Linked DNA regions of Homo sapiens: region 1 is linked to region 2. Evidence: chromatin loops called from intact Hi-C (ENCODE). Cell type or tissue: Caco-2. All regions are shown on one strand.

What was found. Hi-C counts contacts between places; a loop is a spot of excess contacts. Peaks named below come from ENCODE experiments on the same cell type or tissue, not always from the same donor. Only the 100,000 strongest peaks of a DNase experiment are listed, where the experiment ranks them.
Region 1: it touches region 2 in a loop (4-fold over the local background); 8 of 110 quality-filtered maps call a loop at or near these places.

Annotation. Positions count from the first base shown.
Region 1 is chr1:177,957,400-177,961,399 of GRCh38, forward strand. It overlaps CRYZL2P-SEC16B (CRYZL2P-SEC16B readthrough), which reads right to left. Exons shown (of 32, transcript NM_001356506.2): 13 at 3,392-3,540; 14 at 2,943-3,004; 15 at 1,441-1,576; 16 at 733-963. SEC16B (SEC16 homolog B, endoplasmic reticulum export factor) reads right to left here. Exons shown (of 26, transcript NM_033127.4): 7 at 3,392-3,540; 8 at 2,943-3,004; 9 at 1,441-1,576; 10 at 733-963. Among named protein-coding and RNA genes, the nearest start is that of SEC16B, 11 kb to the right of the region's middle. RefSeq lists an enhancer at 2,394-2,895. In Caco-2, a CTCF peak has its summit at 2,499; no DNase peak of the experiment used is centred here.
Region 2 is chr1:178,500,309-178,504,308 of GRCh38, forward strand. LOC101928866 (a long non-coding RNA gene) reads right to left here. Exons shown (of 6, transcript XR_001738307.2): 6 at 1,150-1,233. Among named protein-coding and RNA genes, the nearest start is that of CLEC20A, 5.3 kb to the left of the region's middle. RefSeq lists a silencer at 1,339-1,783. In Caco-2, CTCF peaks have their summits at 257, 460 and 1,628 (motif pointing left); a DNase peak (open chromatin) is centred at 1,593.

The DNA of each region.
Region 1 (4,000 bases), 540 kb before region 2:
TAAAAAGAGAAATAAACAACTGTATATGCAATTTTATTTTCTTTTTAATATATATGCATGGGAAAATGCTGGAAGTAAATGTATCAAAATGTTAACAGGTATTATCTTTTTTATTTTTAATTTGTATGAGTACATAGTAGGTATATATATTTATGGAGTAAAAAATATGAGATATTTTGGTACAGGCATGCAATGTATAATAATCACATCCTGATAAATGGGGCATCCATCCCCTCAAGCCTTTATCCTTTGTGTTACAAACAACCCAATTATACTCTTTTAGTTATCTTTAAATGTACAATTAAGCTATTATGGACTATAGTTCCCCTTTTGTGCTATCAAATACTAAGTCTTATTCATTCTAACTTTTTTTTGCACCCATTAACCCACCCACCCTCCCTCCCACCCTCCCCTACTGCCCTTCCCAGCCTCTGATAACCATCCTTCTACTGTCTATCTCCATGAGTTCAATTGTTTTGATTTTTAGATCCCACAAATAAGTGAGAACATGTGATGTTTGTTTTTCTGTACCTGGCTTATTTCATTTAATAGTTCATTGTCTTTTAGTGGTAGAACTATGGGTGTTTTCATTTTCTTTGTTCTGTCTTTCCGAACTTCTTGCATCCTCCCTGAAATGAGTATATACTATTCACATAATTTGAGCAGCGGTGAGTGGTGGAGAGGGATGGTGATTGCTTTTTCAAAATAAGTATGGGGGAAGGGCATACTTGCCTTCTTCCTTCCATAGTAGAGCAGCCTAGTGAATTTCTCCACGATCTGCGCAGGTGTCTCCACACTGGGGGGGATCTCTCCCGTGAGCAGGTTCGGGGTCCCAGAGCTCAGCACTGGCCAGTCCTCATCGGTCAGGTTGATGAGGTTGGCCACAGGGGGCTGCCGCTTGTACTTCTCCAGCTTCTTGCAGTCTTGCATTAGCAGCTCAGCGATGTCAGACCCCACCATGGACTGTAAGGCAAAGAGGATCATCTGGGGAGAATCCTATGAGTCCTCAGGCTGGCAGCCCCAGCTGGAGAAGGAAGGCACCAGGGAGCCTGCCTTCTTCACATGGAAGCCAATTATGCAAACATAAGGCAGTCCTTTGTTAGATTGCTATATTTCAGACTTCAGCATCACTATCATGGTTATTTTCTGCCTGTCAGGAGCCATAAAGCTTACCAGAAACATTCACAATTTCACAGGTATATTATCTGGCTGGTGCAATAACCCAGAAACTGTACAATTTTCCCAGACCAAGGAAGAAGATCATCAGGGAAGATCTGCGTTAGCAAACTCGCATTGACATTTGAGCAATTTTTTCCCTTGGGGCAATTTGTGGCTTCTTTAATATTGCTTTTCATAATCATGTCATAAACATAATCTTATCTATCCCATGAAGACTTAAATTTCAGCCTGCACCTGCTCTCCCACCAGAACAGAACTTACCCCATTCTGGCGACAAAGGAGAACCAAGAGCTGCCACAGTAGAGCTGAGTCTCTGCTCCCCAGTGTCTCAGATTTGCAGCTCTGAGCTGCTTTCTGCTGGCAAAACGTCATAATATCCACCTTATGTACATCTTCCCTACATGGAAAAAATTTAGGGAGCAAAGAGTGAGCAGGCAGACACTTCCCTGTTTCGGACCCCAGGCTCCTCCTAAGTGTGCAAGTGCTGGCTGGGCTGTGATTGAGATAGAAATCTGACAAGCCAGGGCTAAGGTAATGAGTCTATAGCTATAGGATAGTTATTTTCTTATAGAACAAGAAGAAATTTCAGAGATTCTCTCATGCACCCCCTTTATAGATGAAGAAACAGAGGCTCAGAGACCTGAAGTCACTGCACAGGAAAGCAAGTAAAAGCAGACTTTGGAGTCAGACAACCCTGGATCTAAATCTGGCTCTGCCACTTCTCTGTTTAGACAAGTTTCTTACCTCCTCTGAGCCTCAGCTTTGTCCCCTAAAATAGGGACAGTAAAAGGACCTACCTCCATACAAAAAGGAATTAGAAAATTGTGTGGCATATATTAAGTGATCAATATGATTGGCATTATGATTTGCTCAAGATTATCCAATAACATCAAAGCCAAGTTAGGCTTAGTACCCCAGTGTTTGAATACCCAACTCGCTTTTTTGCCCCATATCTGTATACCTGTTTGTAAGAAAGAGATAACACTCATTTTTACTTGAGGGAACCGTCAAATGCCATTTGAGGAATACATTTATATAGTAGTGATGATACTTTCCATGTGCATAATCTGACTTGAGACTCATAGACAAGCCTCGGGTAGGGAGAGCAGGTGTTATACCATTTCTCAAGGGGAAAACTAAGGTTCAGAGAGGGCTAACTGACCTGTCCACCATGGTATTCCTAGTCAGTAAGACGCCTGAGCCTGAGACCCACGTGGGCTGTCATCCAGCAAGGACTCTCTCCTCAACAAAGATGCCCTGAGTTACATTTATCAGAAATATAACTAGACATTTAAAAGCAGTCCTAGTTCAGTACTGCAGAGGGCTCACTTGCACACTGTTCTGTAACTTGAACACTGCCGATCTTATTTACCTCTCCAGGAAAAAGCCACTGTTACAAGAATTGTTTCTGCTATGATCCACTTGTCAGTGACTTCCCAGGCGATGCTCCACTTTTCTACTAACATCTATCAAGCACACGGAATGCTAAAACTTCCAACCATGCAGCCTCTGCATAATGGAACTGGTTTTAGATTTCTAAACTGTCATGCTAATTTTTCTTTCTGTCCTTCAACTATTGAATGGCTTGTCAAAATGACTCAGGCCACATCTGGTTCTATCTTGCAGCACAGAGAATTCCACTCCAACAAGGACAGATATTTTTTTCCAAGGAAACCAAGAACAAATCTCCAAAATGCTGATCTGGGCAGGAAGATTTTCTAGGTTTCAAAAGCCCTTACTCAGCAGCTCTTACAGCACTATACCTAATCAAGGGTCCTGAGAAACTTCTCATCTCCTCTTGCTCTTCGGAATCATTAAGAATAACCTGGAATAAAACAATCAGATTTTGTGTTTAAGACTGTGGCCACCCTAGGCCCCTTTCAGTCAAGTCTAGTGTCAGACCCCAAGGCCGTGGGGCTAGGATATGGCTCAAGGCCTTGTGGAGAAAGCAGAAAGAAAAAAGTGAATTTTGTTGCTAAAGATGAGACATTGACATCTCAGGAAAAACACAACTGTAGCATCAATTCTTTCAGAGAAGAGCCCCACCCATTCCTGCACCCTCCTAATCCAGGGGGTACATGGCCCAGTTTCCCGCAAGAGCATCCCATTCCTGGAGATGCCCCGGCTCAGGCACAGGAAAGCAAGGTAAGCATGTTAGGAGTAGTTGGGTAAGCAGTGTGCCAGCATTCCAGGGACACTGGGTCTTCTTTACCTCCATGCTGTGCAGTTCAACAAGGGCTGCTTGCCCGTCAGTGGGAGAGCTGGGACCTACATGCACCAGCTGACCTCCTGGCCCGAAACTCACAGGAACATGAGGGATGTAGAACTTCATGGGTGCTTTGGGACCAGCTGAGGAGACATCTTCTGACCAACAGACACAGATGGACATTGTTAGCGTTACTTCCATCACTTTTCTTTAGTTTAGGAATATGCCACAGATGTATTTCTGCCCAAATTCTGCCTGAACCAAAATAAGATTCTGGGTGGGTTGTGTAATTAGAAGAAGCCCATGTTCCCTGCTCCAGTCAGATTTAAGCCTCTGAGAAGGTGTCAGAATACAATGCGTGGGCTTGATGATTCAGTCCAAATGATAATGCTCTCAGCCCAGACTCTCAGTGATGCTGAGAGGCCAAGGAGTCTCTGGCTTTCATGGCCTCTATACTCATGACAAAGTTCCTACATCCAGACAAAGCAATGAAGCTTTGCATCTTGCTTTTGCTTTTCCTAATTCTCTCTGGTCTTCCCTTTCTTAAAAGCACCACTGAGTGCCTCCTTTCCCAACTTGATAATGGATAGGGGCAGTGTTCCCTTCCAGGAATCA
Region 2 (4,000 bases):
TTCCTAAGTGGCCCAGGAACAAACACTTGGTTTGCATGAGCTACAGGAAGCCAAATGGTTCAGGGAAACTCCCAGCCACTCTTTTCCTATCCCCGAACACGGGAATGCCATTTTTACCCAGGCTTAAAGAACCCTTCTTTATAGACAGACAACTTTCACTTTCCTACAATCCACACCTTTTCTCCCAGAACCACCAGATCTGCATTCCCAATGTGGGAGCTGCGTTTCCCACAGTGCTTTTGCTAAAGTTGTGTGCCGTGGCCGCAGTACCCCTGCCAACCATCGGAGCAGGCACAGTGGAAACAGCCCTGCGGCCAGCTTGAGAGATTTTCTCTGAGCCTTGATTCTTCATCTACAAGATGAGAGTCAACATAGCTATTTGACAATGGCATTACGGTATCATGAGGATTCCTTGTCATGAATATGATGCACTTTACAAATTCCAGTGTGCAGGAAACACTTTCTTTTCTAGAGTGGGTGTCTCATTTTCTACTCCTACCCCAATGTATGATAATCCCAGTTATTCTGCTGCCTTGATAACCAGTAAAGCAACTTAGCTTTCACTCTGAGCGCTCACCCTGCCAAGCAAGGAAGAAATTAGAGCCCCTCTTTTTTCAGGGCTGTTCCCCCAACACACACTCTCTTGCACACATACTCACAGGCTGTAGAGAAAGAACAAGAGACTGGGTCTTGCCTTGGGCCTGTCTGCACTGCTCACCACTGAGACACCCGTTTCCAGTCCTTAGGGTGACTTGAGGTCAGCCAGCTCTGCCATGGATGAGCCACCCCAGTGACGGAGGATGTTCTGAGAATCTGGGACCCCCACATGGCTGCTCCTCTCTGAGGTCCTACTCCCGCCTAGGGCTCTGGGAAAAAAACACAAATTACTACCTAACAAGCTTATCCTGCCTCGTGTCTATAAAGCACTCAACCTCATCCCAGACCCATAGAAGAGGCTCAGCTAGACTTCCTTCCATTTCTTCAGAGAAAGGAAGGTTTTCTCCTCTCCCTGTGGGAGGCGCTGTGAACTGGAGACCAGGGCTGTGCTCTGAGGGCAGTACGGGGACAGCACCTGTGTCCTCCGAAGGCTCCATCAGCTGCGTGGGTTCAGATCATCCTCAAGGACCGCAGGACCTCAAGCTCGGCTGCACTTTGTTCATTTTGTGGACACTGGAGAGCCACAGGCCATGTCCCATTGGATGGAGGGGCAGCTCTTAGGAACACCTGCCCACCCTGAAAGGTAGGGTGTCTGCGGTGAGGAGCTTGTTCCCTTTATTCCTGCTCCCTGCTCTGAACTGTTTATTCGGCTTGTAACCTAAATCTGTTTCCACATCCTCTGTTATAAGTGTGGGTTGCCATGCCTGGCAAGGAGGGGCAGTCGGTATATGTTGACTGAATGAGTGGTTGGATAAAAATGATTTCCTGCTGATGATTGTGTGGGTTTGGACATGACCTGTGAAGTCGCCTGTGCCTCGTGGGGCCATTTCTGCCCAAGGGAAAAGTTCTGCTCTAAATCCCTATGCAGGCAGGGAAAGCAGGGGAGCAGCTGGGGCAGGTCACTGGGGTACTTCTGGAACACTTGGATCCCTTGGCGAGAGCCTCTGTTCTTGGGCGCCCCCTAGGGGCAAACACTCAGTACTGGGCAGCCAGACCGGCTTCCTTCAACCTGAAGAGCCCTTTTTGCTGGTGGGGGAGAGGAAGGGTGAACCCTTGCATTCTAAGCTACTGCTGCTTGTATCTTTCATTTATTCCACCCCCTTCCCCCTGTTTAAGTGCTGCTTTAATAGCTAGTCTTAAATAGAAACAATTCTACTTGATTCCTTTACAACTAAATATTGAGTTAATACTAGGTACCTAATTTGACTATTTTTCTTCCCATTAACCTAATATGTATATTATCTCTGATTTTGATCCTCTTACCTTTCAAATTACTAAATTCCTTTTGTTTTATATAACTGTTTTGGTCTTTTCTGTTCTGCTTCATATAATTTTCTTCAGCAAGTATTTCATACCAATAGCTTGGTTAGATACATGATTAATTTCCTCTTAATATTTTATTTATTTCAAGTATTCATGGAAGGGGGAAGGAGGGAGTGGGTTGGGTACACACCACATGTGATGGGTGCCTCTGAAAAAGCTGGCTTCAGGGACAGTGCAGGGACCGCCACAGGAGCACCTGTCCCTAAAGCCTCCTCCACCCCCCAACTCCCACCCCAACATACTTCTGAACTGGGTCCAGAGCCCTGGGGGTGGGAGTGGAGCCATTAAAAAAGGGAAGCACTGGTGTCTCTGCTAAGTGGAGCATCCTACCCTGCGAGATCCTGGGACAGGAGTAAGGACTGGAGGGTATCGTCCCCAAGAACTAGAGGCCTTTGGGGGCACTTAGGGTTCACAAGGAGCATGTGTCACACCCTTCGCATGCTTTGCCTTATTTAATTCTTAGAAATAAAATGTTAAAACCCTATGAGGTAGGTACTGTATAATATCCGATTTTACAAATGAGGAAACAAGTTCAGAGAGGTTAAGAAACCTGCCCAAGGCCATGTAACTGGTATGGCAAGGACCTGGAGTTTAGAGCAGGGCTGTGTGATATTACAGCCCAGGCTCATTTCCCAAGGCTGCTATTCCAGGACCCGCCTCAGGCCAACTGAGTTATCGGGGGAAAGGATGGAGTCCCTCCATCCACACTATGCAGATGACCCTCCTGCATCGGGGCATGGCCTGGGAAAGCAGGGATCATGTCTATTTACTCATTTTTTTAAACCACAATTTTACAAATGTCAAGTGGGAAATGCTGTCACGGGGTGCAGTGGTCAACACAGTCCACCCCTCTACTCCCCAAGCAAGGAAGGTGGAGGGTGTATGCCCCTCGGGGAAGAGTCTGGGGTGCAGGTCAAATGTGCTGGCTGTGTAGCCATGGCTCCCCCATTTAGCTGTGACTTCAGAAAAGTTAACTTCTGAGTTAAACAGTTTCCTCACCTGCAAAATGGGAATAGCAGCAGTGTTTATTTCTTAGGGTAGTCATGTGGGCTAAATAAACACACACAAGGCCGGGTGTGGTGGCTCACGCCTGTAATCTCAGCACTTTGGGAGGCCGAGGTAGGCAGATTGCCTGAGCTCAGGAGTTCGAGACCAGCCTAGGCAACACGGTGAAACCCCGTCTCTACTAAAATACAAAAAACTAGCCAGGCATAGCGGCGTACACCTGTAGTCCCAGCTAGTCGGGAGGCTGGGGCAGGAGAATTGCTTGAACCCAGGAGGCAGAGGCTGCAGTGAGCTGAAATCATGTCACCACACTCCACCTGGGCGACAGAGCGAGACTCCGTCTCCAAGAAACACGCACATACACACACACAGGCACGCACACACACAAAAAAAATGCTTGCTCAAGCCACTACCTGGTTTGTGACAGTGGTTCCCTGTATCCCAGCAGGCAAACCATTGACTCTAAGGACCCACAAGGAAGAAGACTGGCAGGGCCACTGAAACACATTGAAACAGAGGATGCAGGCCCCAAGCTCCTCATCAGTTGCCCTTTAGCAATGGGACAGATCAACATCTCTTTAAGCCTGAGCCATCCACCCTTCCATGAGGAAATGGTGCCATGTGTCCCCGGCCCCTAAGCTGCTCTCCCATTTGGCATGAACCAAGCTGTGGAAACGGGTTGAGGAGCAGCAGGAGGCTGCAGAGGCGGGGCCAGGGGCTTCCCCAGGAGGGGCCATACATGGAGCTGGGGTTTGCACTCTTGAGAGGATGTCTGAGAGTGAGCTCAGGAGGGGCTGTGGCAGGTGCAGCTGTGGCTGAGGACTGCTCAAGGGAATCTGAAAAACGGGATATTCCATCCTGGAAAAAGGGGCTGGTGGGGGCGTGGGGTTTAGACAAATACCCTTATATTAGCCAGGTGCCAGGGGAGGAAACACCACGAATGAGAGCAGGAGGAGGTGGGGGCTTTAGAATGTGCCCATTCCCATTCCTATCACTGAGCCAAGAGAGAGAAATG